Regions from separate parts of the Mus musculus genome. Here region 1 is linked to region 2. The links are chromatin loops, found by intact Hi-C in ENCODE. Cell type or tissue: left cerebral cortex. All regions are shown on one strand. Links, peaks and the distances in the headings refer to the core of each region. The heading gives the core; the rest is flanking DNA.

Evidence for each region. Peaks named below come from ENCODE experiments on the same cell type or tissue, not always from the same donor. Only the 100,000 strongest peaks of a DNase experiment are listed, where the experiment ranks them.
Region 1: a loop joins it to region 2, with 4 times the contacts of the local background. A loop is called at or near these places in 12 of 42 quality-filtered maps.

The regions. Positions count from the first base shown.
Region 1 is chr6:68,049,895-68,058,242 of GRCm38, reverse strand. It overlaps Igk, Igkv9-120 and the pseudogene Igkv9-119. Among named protein-coding and RNA genes, the nearest start is that of Gm24911, 250 kb to the right of the region's middle. In left cerebral cortex, for the core only: no CTCF peak of the experiment used is centred there; no DNase peak of the experiment used is centred there.
Region 2 is chr6:67,836,090-67,844,437 of GRCm38, reverse strand. It overlaps Igk and Igkv9-129. Among named protein-coding and RNA genes, the nearest start is that of Gm24911, 36 kb to the right of the region's middle. In left cerebral cortex, for the core only: no CTCF peak of the experiment used is centred there; a DNase peak (open chromatin) is centred at 4,087.

The DNA of each region.
Region 1 (8,348 bases), core at 161-8,160, 210 kb before region 2:
CAATTACTATCTTCTTGAATGACTGCGTCTGGAAGAAAAAAAAATTCAGTAGAATTCTTTTACCTCAGTGTACTACAGTCTTTGACTTCATTCACTATCACTATTTTGTTACCCTTGTTGAGGTGTCCCTCCAACTCCAATTTCAAAGTGAAATACTTGCTCACTAGACACAACTCTTTTACTTTTTCCATTTTATACCTGACCATAATACTTTTGTGGACTCTACTTTTGCCTCTCCCATTAATCTGCACAGGAGAGACGGATTCCCCTTTTAAACAGAATGTACCACCTCTTAAAAGTGACTGGTTTAACTTATTCATGTAACTACTCAGTCTATCTGTTCATTAGATTCCATTGTTCCCTAGAGCCAAGGCTGCCAATATGTCTCAGTCACTATGAAGCCACACTGCTCTCATGCTACAGTTTTACAAAATGAAGAACAGCAGTATGAACTAACCAGTAAGTACCCCCTGAGTTCCTGTCTCTAGCTGCATATGTAGCAGAAGATGGCCTAGTTGGCCATCATTGGGAGGAGAGGACCTTGGTCTTGCAATTATATGCCTGAATACAGGGGAATGCCAGGGCCAGGTAGAGGGAGTGGGTGGGTTGTGGAGCAGGGTAGAGGAAGGGTATAAGGGACTTTCGGGATAGCATTTGAATTGTAAATGAAAAAAAGTCTAATAAAAAATTGTTTAAATTTAAAAAAAATGGGGGGTGAGGGCAGAAGATAGTACTTGAAACTGAAATTAAGACAGCTATGGGGTGGTTAAGAGCACCGACTCCTTGTCCAGAGGTCCTGACTTCAATTCCCAGTAACCACATGATGACTCAAAATCGTAATGGTATCAGATTCCCTCTTCTGGTGTATGAATGTGTGTGTCTGTGTGTCTGTATGAACACAGAGAATACATATAATGACAAAAAGAATTAGCTGTCAGTTACCTTATGGGTGCTGAGAATCAAATGCATGTCACTTTCAGGATAAATAAATGCTCTTAACCACTGGGTTTTCCCTCCAACCCATAAATGAGATTTAAATGGATATCATATCTAGTTTGTTAATAAACTCAATGTAATGCAAATATTATTCGTGAGGTTTACAAGTTGTTAAACTCAGTCAAGAATTTATGTAGAGAGTCAAAGGACAGCCTAACTAGAAAAACTGAAATCCTAGAAAGGTGGCATTATATCTCCTGACTTCATTATTCTCTGTTGTATAAAATTAGAGTGATTAGGACTGTGGTACACTCCTGCCTTCCAGAGGCAATGCACATGTGTATTTTTTGTCATATCAGTCACCCCAAACTCTCAGAGAGACCTGTTACATCTGAGAAATACTTAGAGTAGATGATTCATGAGAAGTAGCAGCTAGAGCAGCCCAGCCTCTCATTTCTGCTTTCATGGGGTTTATGTTGTGATTTGAATCACTGTGGGAGGAGAACTAGCATATTGTAGACAGTAATAAATTGCCACATCTTCAGACTCTAGGCTGTTGATGGTGATTGAATAATCTGACCCAGACCCACTGCCACTGAACCTTGATGGGACACCAGAATCTAATTTGAATGTGGAGTAGATCAGGAGTTTAATAGTTCCAACTGGTTTCTGATGATACCAGCTTAAATAAACTCTAATGCTCTGACTAGCCCGTCAAGTGAGACTGACTCTGTCTCCCAGAGAGGCAAACATGGTCGATGGAGACTGAGTCATCCGGATGTCACATCTGGCACCTAGGAGTGGAGACATAATGAATATGTACATAGGTAAGCATGATAAAATAAGACAGTCCCCAAATGCCTGTCAACACTAATCACAGTGAAATTCCAATTTTAGTTCATTTTACCTAGAAACCAGAGCAACAAGATCCCAAGAAACTGAGCAGAGGTCCACATGTCCATGCTGAGTCCTGACTACAGTGACAATGGAACAGTATATGTGTGACTGGTATATGAAGAAGTTCCCAAGGCTATGCATTGAGAACATGCAAATCATTGGGAACCAATTATTGCTGGATACAGCTGCAGGACTTACTCATCTCAGCAGTTAGCCCAAGCCCAGTGTCCCCAGAAGCCTGAGGTCAATCCACTTGTATGTCTCCAGAGAATAAATTTCTTTTCAAAGATTTAAAATTATATATGGCATTTCTAATGTATGTAGTCCTATTGTGAATAATATATTTCAAAGATATAATGGGGTAATAGAGAAGATTATCCTGCTGTCAGGGAATATACAACAGAGAAGAAACTACTACAAGAAACTCACTCAAATAATTCTGATTGGTTAAAAAATATAGTATGTGTTCACCTGTGAAGTGTTTCGAGTAGAAATTTCTTGAAATTAAAATGCCAATTTATCATAACCATTTTCACTGAATTAAAACATGATTTTGCAGCATTAACTTTGCTGACTACAGTTCAAGGAGAGGAAACCCACAGCACAAGCACCTATAACACCTTGATCTGAGCAACCTGTGTCACTTGAAGTTCTGCCTCCATGTGAAGATGGAGGTGCTTTCATACTTAGAGACTAAATGCACCTTTTCCTCAGCTTTAGATCCTCCATATGTTGGTTTTCTATCATTTGCTACCTTTATCTCATAATTACTCAACTAGTGTGGATATACTTGAATTCTGTCACAGAAAACACTGCTACCTGATACATGGCTCTGCTGTGTCCTACAAATGATACTTTAACCTTTCATTCTTGAGCAGTAACTAGAGAAATTATCTTTATTCAAGCAGCAACATCACTGTTTGCTCAAAAAACCTAAGGATTTCCTGAACTCTGAGAATCCTTAGGGACATCCTTTACAAACATACCTATGAAAGGACACAGACTATTGCAGCATGGGCCTGAACCCACTGATTTTCCAGGGGCCTGGACTTGAGTGATGGTGAGAACAAATGTGTAGTCATAGGTAGCTTCTTCAATATACAGAGCACCATCCCCACCAGGAGTACCACGCAGCAGCTATTGGATGAGTTAATAGTAATGCTGCATTCTCTGCCTCTTCCCTAAATTCTCTCTTTGCTGACAACTAGTGTATCTGCGTCTCTTGGATTTTTGAGGCTTGGAAGACATTTCTGAGTTCTCACCTGATAGCCTCAGGATCTGAGGAAGATTCTCTTAGGACACTTTTAGTAGATATGAATATGAGGATATACATTTCCTTTAAATCAAAACAAGTAAATCATTAATATGCAGGTCATCTTGCATCTGAATTCTTACCACACCTACTTTAATGATATGTGCAAATATGAAGGAATTTCCAGAAACACTCAGCTTTCATTTATCCATAGGTCTTAAATTGCATTAACTACTAAATGATTTTGGTTTTGCATTATACCTTCCTATGAAAGTATATATTGATGGTATAAGAGTGAGAATTCTGCCCTTTTTTGTATTTATTGGTTATTTTATATATTTACATTTCAAATATTATCCTCCCTTGTCAGTTTTCTATCCACGAGCCCCCTATCCCCTCTTCTCTCACCCTGCAACCCACCCACTCCTGCCTAAGCAGCCTAGCTTTCCCCTATCCTGTGCAATCAAGTCTCCACTGGACAAAGCATCTACCCTCCCAGTGATGACAGGTAAGGCAATACTCTGCTACTTATCCACTTGAAGCCATAGGTACCCACTGTGTACTCTTTGGTTGGTGGTTTAGTCCCTGGGAGCTTTGATGGGTCTCGATGGAGCAATTGAGGCTAAGCAGTTCATTGTACTAAGGCTATTGCTCTTTGCTCTCATCCTCAGATGATATTTTTTTTGTCTGTCCCACAGCAAATGGTGCCCTGATTTCTATGTCATCCACAACCTGTTCCTGCTGCTGATACTACTACTCAGCATCCCCTCATTTGGCCTTCCTACTGTCCAGGAATATATCTTTGGGGGTTGCTTCTGACTTCTTGATTTGTTTTGTTTCCTGTTTCCAGTTCTACAGTCTAGTCTAGTCTCTGACATACAGAGTGATAGACTAGGCTTCTCAAGAGCCAAGCAAGAATTACCAAAACATTAAATGTCATCAATGGTGGTCAAGATCTTAAGTGCTGTGAGCTTTTTGTGTGGGTAGGAATAACAGAGTGGTCCGGTTTAGCTTGTGGTACTCCCACCACTGAGTCCCACCAAGAGCGCTCTTGCTTGAGTCACAGGTTTTTTCCTGATTTCTACTCTGTATTCTTTCAACTTCCTCTTGCTAATCTGCTTTCTTAGTTTTTAAGGTTGCTTTTATTTAATTTTATGGATGAGTGGTTTTACTTGTATTTATGGATGACAATGTACATGCCTGTGCCCAGGAAAGTCAAAAGGAGTCAGCAGGTTCCATAGAATTGAAGTTGTAAATGTTTGTAAACCACCAGGTACATGCTAAGAACTGAACCCAAGTCTTCTGAAAGACCAGTCAGTGCTCCTGTCTGTGTTCATCTCACTACCCTTCCTACCACCTTTTTCAAGATTTCCAATATTCTTTCTCTCTGGTTCTTTTGAATTTAACTGTCCTGGTTTATACATGGTGTCACAATTCAGAAAATTCCAAACCTCCACCTTTCCCCAAAAGTCCCCTTAATGTGTTTTTTGCTTCCTTTTTTACTTGGATGAAACTGAAAGTAATAATTTTTGGGTATTTGTCTGTGGTTTTCAAGTAGCTCTGATCCCCAGCTGTGAAGAATTTCAGAGCTGTCATCATTCTAAGGATTTTGCTTTAAGTAGCAAGTCACTTAGGTTTTCAGTCATGGTCTTTCTCACACATTTCCTTCCTTATGTACTGTCAAACTGTGCCTTGGGAAAGAGATATAGGATGTTATTCTCCTGTCTTAAACACTCCTCACTCACCTTTTGTATTTGAACCCTTTCACTAATATTTGCCCAATGGCTTCTATTACCTAAAATTGACTACTGCCACCCTAATGCATACAGAGAATTGTTTCTCCAAAAAATTACCTTAGATTTTGTCATATCAAGGTTAAAGGCAATGATAAACTACAATGTAATATAAAACAAGCCTGTTTATGAAGAACAGATATAATAAATTTAAGTGGTCTTGAATTTTTATTGTCGTATGTCAGAAATCTCTAAAGGACTTCTTCCCAGAACTTACATTAATGTCTTTAAGGAAGCCAAGGCACAACACTGTACTTGAAGTATGTAAAATTGAATAATATAACATCAGGAGCAAAAGAGACTAGAAAATATGTGGCTGTTTTCCATGTATTTATGGTCTGTTTTGGTTTAGTTGTGGATAAATAGAGGGTCACATAGAGATTATATATCATCCACCTTTCCTTCTGTCCGTCTGTCTATTCACCATGTGTGCACTGAAAGTCCTAAAATCTGAGAGTTGCTAGCTTTATAAATAGTTGAGTAAATGAAAGTAAGTCTCCAGGCTTATCAATTTTTTTTCAGTTATACATGTCATAGCTATTGTGATGGCTACAAAATCACACTTTCTTTAAAAATTAAAAATTTTCTGAGGAATGAAGAAGGCAAATATTCACTGAGATGGAAACATTGGAGGGAGAACAAGTTCACGCTTTGATCTTCTTTCTGTTATGGTTAAGGGTGACAACGACTACATACAGTAAGCAAAGACAAAAAAATGTCTCCCCTTATAGGTGAGAAGGTGGCAGCACTAAAACTTCTAAAATAATAGAGCAATTTTCTTATTTTGTTAAAAAAAATTCCAACAAAGTTTTTTTTTTTTTTTTGGGGGGGGGCTGGTTTGTAAGTAGAGACAGGGATATAGAAGAAATGAATAAAGTAAATTGTGTTTTTGTGTCTCTTCCTCATGTTCCTCATCCACTTCTTCCCCTTCTGTACATTCACCAGTTTGTTTTCCTCCTGGGAGGCATTGTGTTGTAGTTGAATGTATTTCCCAAGACAACAGGCACTTTAAGATTACACACTGTATCCATATCGTTCACCCATTTGACAATTAAGGTAAAGAATTATGTAATTATCTCTATAGTGCCTTAAAATCGCTTATATGGGAGTCATTAACTCTACATCATAAATCTTTAAAGAAGAACACATAGCCACAAAAATATCTTACTGACATGTGCTGTCTATAAACTTCTGTCAAATATAATACTCAGTGGGGAATAATACCTCAGATTATACAAAAGATCAAAATGTCTCTGGCTGTATCTAAAACAATAAAACAGACACAAATTTAGGAAGAAATGAGCAATGAAGTGAAGGAAATAAAATGTTTGGTAATAATATTAGCAGACAAATTGATAAATCACAGAAGCTCAACATAGACATTTGAAAGTAATGACCAAATATCTATACATACACTGAGGATAGAAGAATAGTACCTGTATATTAAAAGGCATACAAGTAAATAGGGAGCATATCTGTGTTCATACTCTGAAATTCTTTTTTAAAAATGAATGTATGTATTTTTCTCATGTCCCTAAGAACATTACATGCACATCCAGTACCATCAAAGGACAGAACATGTTGCTTGGTCCTATTGACAGTTAAGGAAAAGGATTATGTTCTTGTCTCTATGCTACCTTAAAATCACTTATATGGGAATGGTTAATTGTTCTTCATACATTTTTAAAGTAGAAAACATAATAACAAAAATATCTTACTGTCATGTATTGTCTATAAGGCTCAAGCAAATACAATACTCAATGGAGAAATATTGGGCATTTATGCCCCAGATTCTACAAAAGGTTAAAATGTCTATTGTTGCCATTTGTACCAAAAACGATAGCACGAATAAAACAAGTGGAGTAAGAAATGAGCAATGAAATGAATAAAATAAAATGTTTTCAAATAATATTAGTATACAAGTTCATAAATAAAGGAAACAACATAGATATTTGAAAGTAATTACAAGAAAATCTTTACATAGACTGAGGATAGAGGAAAATTCCTGTACATTACAAGGCAAACAAGTGAATAGAGTGTGTGTCTGTGTTGATACCACAAACTACTTTTTACAAAAATGAACGTATGTATTGTTTGCATTTCCCTAAGAAAATTATGTAAATGTAGCATCAAAGAACAAAAGATAGTGCTGAGTCCACTGAAATTGAAATTAAGACAGTTGTTGGGTGGTTAAGAGCACTGACTCCTTGTCCAGAGGTCCTGAGTTTAATTGCCAGTACCAACATGATGACTCAATACCATATGTAATGTTATCAGATTGCCTTATCTGGTATATGAGTCTGTCTGTGTGTGTGTGTGTGTGTGTGTGTGTGTGTGTGTGTGTGTGTGTCTGTGTGTGTACACAGAGAATACATATAATGATAAAAAGAGATAGCTGTCAGTTACCTTATGGGTACTGAGAATCACACACATGTCACTTTCAGGATAAGCAAATGCTCTTAACCACTGGGTTTTTTCTCCAATCCCATAAAAGAGATTTAAACATATATCATCTCCAGTTTGATAAAAAAAAAAAAGAAAAAAAAACTCAGTGTAATGAAAATGGTATTCGAGAAAGAGTTTTGAAAGTTGGCAAACTCAGTCTAGAATTTATGGAGACAGTCAAAGGACAGCATAACTAGGGAACCCTAGAAAGGTGGCATTATATCTTCTAACTTTATTATTCTCTTTTGTATGGAATTAGAGTAATCAGAATTGTAGTGCTCTCCTGCCTTCCAGAAGCATTGCATATGTGTATTTTGTGTCTTAGGAGTCACCCCAAACTCTCAGAGAGACCTGTTCCATCTGAGAAATTCAGAGTGGGTGATTCATGAGAAGGAGCAGCTAGAGCAGCCCAGCCTCTCATTTCTGCTTTCATGGGGTTTATGTTATGATTTGTATCACTGTGGGAGGAGAACTAGCATATTGTAGACAGTAATAGTCTACAAAATCTTCAGACTCAAGGCTGCTGATGGTGAGAGAATAATCTGACCCAGACCTACTGCCACTGAACCTTTTGGGGACACCAGAATCTAAACTGGATGTGGCGTAGATCAGGCGTTTAATAGTTCCATCTGGTTCCTGCTGAAGCCAGTTTAAGCTACTACCAATGTCCTGACTTGCCCGACAAGTGAGACTGACTCTTTCTCCCAGAGAGGCAGATAAGGAGGATGGAGACTGGGTCATCTGGATGTCACATCTGGTACCTAGGAGTGGAGACATAATGAATATCCACATAGATAAGCATGATAAAAGAGGACATCCCCCAAATGCCAGTCAACACTAACCACAGTGGAACAGTGAAATTCCAATTTTAGTTCATTTTACCTGGAAACAAGAGCAACAAGAAGCCAAAAATCTGTGCAGGAGCCCTCATGTCCATGCTGAGTCCTGACTGCAATGACAATGGCACAGGATATGTTTGACTGTTATATAAAGAAGTCCCCAAGGCGATGCAGTGAGGGTATGCA
Region 2 (8,348 bases), core at 127-8,126:
TATCTCTGATCCCCAGCTGTGGAGAATTTCAGAGCTGTCATCATTCTAAGGATTTTGCTTTAAGTAGCAAGTCACTTAGGTTTTCAGTCTTGGTCTTTCTCACATATTTCCTTCCTTATGTACTGTCAAACTGTGCCTTGGGAAAGAGATATAGGATGTTATTCTCCTGTCCTAAACACTCCTCACTCACCTTTTGTATTTGAACCCTTTCACTAATATTTGCCCAATGGCTTCTATTACCTAAAATTGACTACTGCCACTCTGATGCATACAGAGAATTGTTTCTCCAAACAATTACCTTAGATTTTGTCATATCACGGTTAAAGGCAATGCTAAACTACAATGTAATATAAAACAAGCATGTTTATGAAAAACAGATATAATAAACTTAAGTGGTCTTGAATTTTCATTGTCATATATCAGAAATCTCTAAAGGACTTCTTCCCAGAACTCACATTAATGTCTTTAAGGAAGCCAAGGCACAATACTGTACTTAAAGTGTGTAAAATTGAATAATATAACATCAGGAGCAAAAGAGACTAGAAAATATGTGGCTGTTTTCCATGTATTTATGGTCTGTTTTGGTTTAGATGTGGAAAAATAGAGGGTCACATAGATAGAGATTATATATCATCCACCTTTCCTTCTGTCTGTCTGTCTATTCGCTATGTGTGCACTGAAAGTCCTAAAATCTGAGAGTTGCTAGCTTTATAAATAGTTGAGTAAATGAAAGCAAGTCCCCAGGCTTATCAAATTTTTTCAGTTATACATGTCATAGCTATCATGATGGCTACAAAATCACACTTTCCTTAAAAATTAAAAATTTTCTGAGGAATGAAGAAGGCAAATATTCACTGAGATGGAAACATTGGAGGGAGAACAGGTTCACGCTTTGATCTTCTTTCTGTTATGGTTAAGGGTGACAATGACTGCATACAGTAAGAAAAGACAAAAATGTCTGCCTTATAGGTGAGAAGGTGGCAGCACTAAAACTTCTAACATAATAGAGCAATTTTCTTATTTTACTCTGGAAATCAGTCTGGCGGCTCCTCAGAAAAATGGACATAGTACTACCGGAGGATCCCGCAATACCTCTTCTGGGCCTATATCCAGAAGATGTCCCAACCGGTAAGAAGGACACATGCTCCACTATGTTCATAGCAGCCTTACTTATAATAGCCAGAAGCTGGAAAGAACCCAGATGTCCCTCAACATAGGAATGGATACAGAAAATGTTGTACATTTACACAACGGAGTACTACTCAGCTATTAAAAAGAATGAATTTATGAAATTCCTAGGGAAATGGATGGACCTGGAGGGCATCATCCTGACTGAGGTAACCCAATCACAAAGGAACTCTCACAATATGTATTCACTGATAAGTGGATATTAGCCCAAAACTTAGGATACCCAAGATATAAGATACAATTTGCTAAACGCATGAAATTCAAGAAGAAGGAAGACCAAAGTGTGGACACTTTGCCCCTTCTTAGAAATGGGAACAAAACACCCATGGAAGGAGTTACAGAGACAAAATTTGGAGCTGTGACGAAAGGATGGACCATCTAGTGATTGCCATATGCAGGGATCCATCCCATAATCAGCTTCCAAACGCTGACACCATTGCGTACACTAGCAAGATTTTGCTGAAAGGACCCAGATATAGCTGTCTCTTGTGAGACTATGCCGGGGCCTAGCAAACACAGAAGTGGATGATCACAGTCAGCTATTGGATGGGTCACAATGCCCCCAATAGAGGAGCTAGAGAAATTACCCAATGAGCTAAAAGGAACTGCAACCCTATAGGTGAAACAACAATATGAACTAACCAATTCTCCGGAGCTCTTGTGTCTAGCTGCGTATGTATCAAAAGATGGCCTAGTCGGCCATCACTGGAAAGAGAGGCCCATTGGACTTGCAAACTTTATATGCCCCAGTACAGGGGAACCCCAGGGCCAAAAAGGGGGAGTGGGTGGGTAGGGGTTGGGGGGGGTGGGTATGGCGGACTTTTGGGATAGCATTGAAAATGTAAACAAGAAAAATACCTAATAATAAAAAAAAGAACAAGAAAAAAAATCCAACGAAGTTTTTTTGTTTGGTTTTTTTTTTTTTTTTTGATTTTTGTTTTCAACTGGGTTGTTAGTAGAGACCTGGATATAGAAGAAAGGAATAAAGTAAATTGTGTTTTTGTGTCTCTTCTTCATGTTCCTCATCCACTCCTTCCCCTTCTGTACATTTTCCAGTTTGTTTTCCTCTTGGGAGGCATTGTGTTGTAGTTGAATGTATTTCCCAAGACAACAGGCACTTTAAGATTACACACTGTATCCATATTGTTCACCCGTTTGACAATTAAGGTAAAGAGTTATATAATTATCTCTATAGTGCCTTAAAATCGCTTATATGGGAGTCATTAACCCTACATCATAAATCTTTAAAGAAAAAGGCATAGCCACAAAAATATTTTACTGACATGTGCTGTCTCTAAACCTCAGTCAAATATAATACTCAGTGGGGAAATATTGGACATTTATACCTCAGATTATACAAAAGATCAAAATGTCTCTGGCTGTATCTAAAACAATAAAACAGACACAAATTTAGGAAGAAATGAGCAATGAAATGAAAGAAATAAAATGTTTGGTAATAATTTTAGTAGACAAATTGATAAATCACGGAAGCTCAACATAGACATTTGAAAGTAATGACAAAATATCTATACATACACTGAAGATAGAAGAATAGTACCTGTATATTAAAAGGCATACAAGTAAATAGGGAGCATATTTGTGTTCATACTCTGAACTTCTTTTTTAAAAAATGAATGTATGTATTTTTCTCATGTCCCTTATTACATTATATGCACTCCAGTACTATCAAAGGACAAGACACGTTGCTTAGTCCTATTGACAATTAAGGAAAAGAATTATGTACTTGTTTCTATGCTTCCTTAAAATCACTTATATGGGAATCATTAACTGTTCCCCATACATCTTTAAAGAAGAAAACATAATAACAAAAATATCTTATGTCATGTATTGTCTATAAGGCTCAAGCAAATACAATATTCAGTGGAGAAATATTGGGCATTTATGCCCCAGATTCTACAAAAGGCCAAAATGTCTATTGTTGCCATTTGTACCTAAAACAATAGCACAGATAAAACAAATAGAGTTAGAAATGAGCAATGAAATGAATGAAATAAAATGTGTGCAAATAATATTAGCATACAAGTTCATAAATAAAGAAAACAACATAGATAATTGAAAGTAATTACAAGAAAGTCTCTACATAGACTGAAGATAGAGGAAAAGCTCCTGTATATTAAAAGGCAAACAAATGAATAGACTATGTGTCTGTGTTGATACCTCAAAATACTTTTTTACAAAAATGAACATATGTATTGTTTGCATTCCCCTAAGAAAATTATGTACATGTAGCATCAAAGAACAGAGGATAGTACTGAGTCTACTGAAATTGAAATTAAGACAGCTGTTGGGTGGTTAAGAGCACTGACTCCTTGTCCAGAGGTCCTGAGATCAATTCCCAGTACCAACATGATGACTCAATACCATATGTAATGGTATCAGATTGCCTTATCTGGTATATGAGTGTGTGTGTGTGTGTGTGTGTGTGTGTGTGTGTGTGTGTGTGTGTGTGTGTGTGTGTGTTTCAGTTACCTTATGGGTGCTGAGAATCACACACCTGTCACTTTCAGGATAAACAAATGCTCTTAACCACTGGGTTTTCTCTTCAAACCCATAAAAGAGATTTAAACGTATATCATCTCCAGTTTGATAAAAAACTCAATGTAAAGCAAATCTTATTCCGGAAAGAGTTTTGAAAGTTGGCAAACTCAGTCTAGAATTCATAGAGACAGTCAAAGGACAGCATAACTAGGGAAACTGGAACCCTAGAAAGGTGGCATTATATCTCCTGACTTTATTATTCTCTTTTGTATGGAATTAGAGTGATCAAGACTGTAGTGCCCTCCTGCCTTCCAGAAGCATTGCATATGTGTATTTTGTGTCTTATGAGTCACCCCAAACTCTCAGAGAGACCTGTTACATCTGAGAAATTCAGAGTGGGTGATTCATGAGAAGGAGCAGCTGGAGCAGCCCAGCCTCTCATTTCTGATTTCATGGGGTTTATGTTGTGATTTGTATCACTGTGGGAGGAGAACTAGCATATTGTAGACAGTAATAGTCTGCAAAATCTTCAGACTCAAGGCTGCCGATAATGAGAGAATAATCTGACCCAGACCTACTGCCACTGAACCTTTTTGGGACACCAGAATCTAAATTGGATGTTTCATAGATCAGGTGTTTAATAGTTTCACCTGGTTTCTGCTGAAACAAGTTTAAATAACCATGAATGTCCTGACTTGCCCGGCAAGTGAGACTGACTCTTTCTCCCAGAGAGGCAGATAAGGAGGATGGAGACTGGGTCATCTGGATGTCACATCTGGCACCTAGGAGTGGAGACATAATGAATATCCACATAGATAAGCATGATAAAAGAGGGCATCCCCCAAATGCCAGTCAACACTAATCACAGTGTAACAGTGAAATTCCAATTTTAGTTCATTTTACCTGGAAACCAGAGCAACAAGAAGCCAAAAACCTGAGCAGGAGCCCTCATGTCCATGCTGAGTCCTGACTGCAATGACAATGGCACAGGATATGTTTGACTGGTATATGAAGAAGTCCCCAAGGCGATGTAGTGAGGATATGCAAATCATTAAGAAGCAGTTAGGATTGGTCACAGCTGCAAGGCTTACTGATCTGAGAACTTAGCACAAGACCAGTGTCCCCAGACACCTGAGGTCAAACCACTTGTATGTCTCCAGAGAATGAATTGCATATCAAAGATTTATAATTATAGATGGCATTTCTAATGTAGGTACTCTCTATTTTGAATAATATACTTCAAAGATATAATGCTGTAATATAGAATATCCTGCTGTCAGGGAATATACAGCAGAGAAGAAACTATTAAATATTAACTCACTTAAATAATTCTGTTTGGTTAAAAAAAAATAGTATGTGTTACCTATGAAGTGTTTACAGTAGACATCTCTTAAAATTAAAAAGACAATTTATAATAACCATATTCCCTGAATTAATACATAAGATTTCACAGTTTTAACTTTGCTAACTACAGGTCAAAGAGGAAAAATACACAGTGTGTGCCCTTATAACACCTTGATCTGAGCAACATATGTCACGAAGTGAAGTCTGGGAACCAAGATGTCTCCCGCAGATGCTCAGGCAAACTTTAGATGCCTCAGTATGGGGAAATGCCAGGGCCATGAAGTGGGAGTGGGTGGGTGGGGGAGTGTGAGGGGGACTTTTGGGATAGCATTGGAAATGTAAATGAAATAAATACCTAATTAAAAAAAAGAAAACACTGTCTTTGATTTCTCTAACCCTGTAATTTTCCTTAATACTCCAACATTTTTTGAATTGTTATCAGGTGGTGACATTGTGAAAAGAGATTTACTTTAAGGTGAGAGAGTTTCAGTTATTCATGTCTATGAAACTCTCATTGTCAACTGTGAGTGACTTTTGGGAGAAAAACTTGTATAATGAGTTTTAAGGAACACATTTTTCTTTTGTCTCACAGAATCTCAAATGTCTACTCACCAACACTCTACTGTATTGTTTCTGGGCTTGAGTTTACAGAGCCTGGTAGTACAGTGTACATGAAATAGAGTAGCTTTGTTAAAGAATGAAAGAATGAGAAAAACACTGAGTGACCATGAGAGACTAAAGGACAAGGGCTAGAAATAAAACAAACAAACAAAGCAACAAAAAAACAGAAAACAATTTTTTAAATGCCAGTCCTTCAGAAACACTATGCAGTTACTTTTTGCTCCTAACTATATCCAGTCTCTAATTTTCTTCTACTTTCTAGTGTTTCCTAATGGTATAATCTAATAAAGATTAAGTTTTCCATCTTGGCCTAGCACTTGGTGGAGGGTCCCAAGGTTCTCAGAGGACTCTCCATGCTGCAGCTGCCCTAGCATACCCAAGATCTTGAGATCACTGGTGAGTAGAATGCAACATCTGTTCCAAAAAAGCTGGAGGGTCTTGGGTCACCAGGAACAGGGACAAAGGAAACCCGCTGGATCACTATTTTGGGTTTGTACCAGTTGGTGCCATTCCCACTTGGGCACAAAATCTGCGGGCCCTAGAACACGCAGGATCTTGGGATCACTGCAGGAACAGGGACAAAGGAAATCTGCCTAACCAGTGGCCAGGATTCGATCTGGTGGTTCCAGCCCCGCACCATCTTGGGCATGAACTCAGCAGACCCTAGCACAACCAGGATCGTGGAATCACAGAGACCAGTTGACATAGGAGAGCACATGGGTGGCAGAAACAACAAACCTTCTTGGACAGGGTTCCATTGGGCCTTCATCCCCAGCCAGGAGGCAAAGCTGAAACCCAGAAACCTGGGCACCTTCCCCTCCAGAGGAGAGTCCGCCTCCAGGGAAGGCTCTGAACCCTGGACTCAAGAGGTAGATCTGAGCTCCAGACTTTTGTGCACATTTCCTGCAAGAGGAGAGATTGCCTGCAGAGAGTTTTCTGACCACTGGGACTCAGAGGAGAGTTGGACTCCCAGGAGTGTTGACAGAGGCTAAAAGAATCACAGGAGAAACAAGTCACAGCCAGAAACAGAGATTAGCAAATGGTGAAAGGTAATCATAAGAATCTTACTAAGAGAAACCAAGACCACTCCGCATCATCAGATCCCAGTGTGCCCACCACAGTGAGCCCCGGATACCCCAATGCACCTGAAATCCAAGACGCAGATTTAAAATCATATCTCATGATGCTGGCAGAAAATTTTGAGAAGGGCATTAATAACTCACTTAAAGAAATACAGGAGAACACTGATAAACTGGTAGAAGTCCTTAGTAATTGCAGGAAAACACTGCTAATCAGGTAGAAATCTTTAAAAGGAAACACAAAAATCCCTTAAAGAATTACAGGAAAACACAACCAAACAAGTGATGGAATTGAACAAAATCATCCAAGATCAAAAAAATGGAAGTAGAAACAATGAAGAAAACCCAAAGGAAAACAACTCTGGAGATAGAAATCTTAGGAACTAAATCAGGGAAGATAGATGTGAGCATCGGCAACACAATACAAGAGATGAAAGAGAGAATCTAAGGTGCAGAAGATTACATAGACAACATGGACACAGCAATCAAAGAAAATGCAAAATGCAAAAAGATCCTAACTCAAAAGATCCAGGACATCCAGGACACAATGGGAAGACCAAACCTACAGATAATAGGAGTGGATGAGAATGAAGATTTTAAACTTAAATAGCCAGTAAATATCTCCAACAAAATTATAGAAGAAAATTTCCATAACCTAAAGAAAGAGATGACCATGAACATACAAGAAGCCTACAGAACTCCAAATAGACTGTACCCAAAAAGAAATTCCTCTTGACACATAATAATCAAAACAACAAATGCACTAAATAAAGATATAATATTAAAAGCAGTAAGGGGAAAAGGCCAAGTAATATATAAAGACAGACCTACTAGAATTACACATGTCTTCTCACCAGAGACTATGAAAGCAAAAATCCTGTACAGATGTTATACAGACACTAAGAGAACATAAATGCCAGCCCAAGCTACTATACCCAGCCAAACTCTTAATTACCATAGATGGAGAATCCAAAATGTTCCATGACAAAACCAAATTCACACAATATCTTTCCACAAACCCAGCCCTTCAAAGGATAATAAAAGGAAAACTCCAACACAAGGAGGGAAAGTATGCCCTAGAAAAAACAAGAAAGTAATCCTTCCAGAAACCTGGAAGAATATATCCGCAAGATCAGAATCCCAACTCTAACAACAAAAATAAGAGGAAGCAACAATTACTTTTCCTTAATAACTCTTAATGTCAATGAAATCAATTCCCCAATAAAAAGAAATAGATTAACAAACTGGATACATAAACAGGACCCAACATTGTGCTGCATACAGGAAACCAAGCTCAGGGACATAAACAGAAACTACCTCAGGGTAAAAGGCTGGAAAGCATTTTTCAAAGGAAACAATGTGAACAAACAAGCTGGAGTCGCCATTCCAAGAACACATAAAATCGACTTCCAACACAAAGTTATCAAAAAAAAAAAAAAAACAATAAGTGGCACTGCATACTCATCAAAGATAAAATCTTCCAGATGAACTCTCACTTCTGAATCTCTATGCTCCAAATGCAAGGACATCTGCATTCATTAAAGAAAATTTAGTAAAGCTCAAAGCACACATTGCAGTACACACAATAATAGTGGGAGATTTTAACTCCCCACTCTC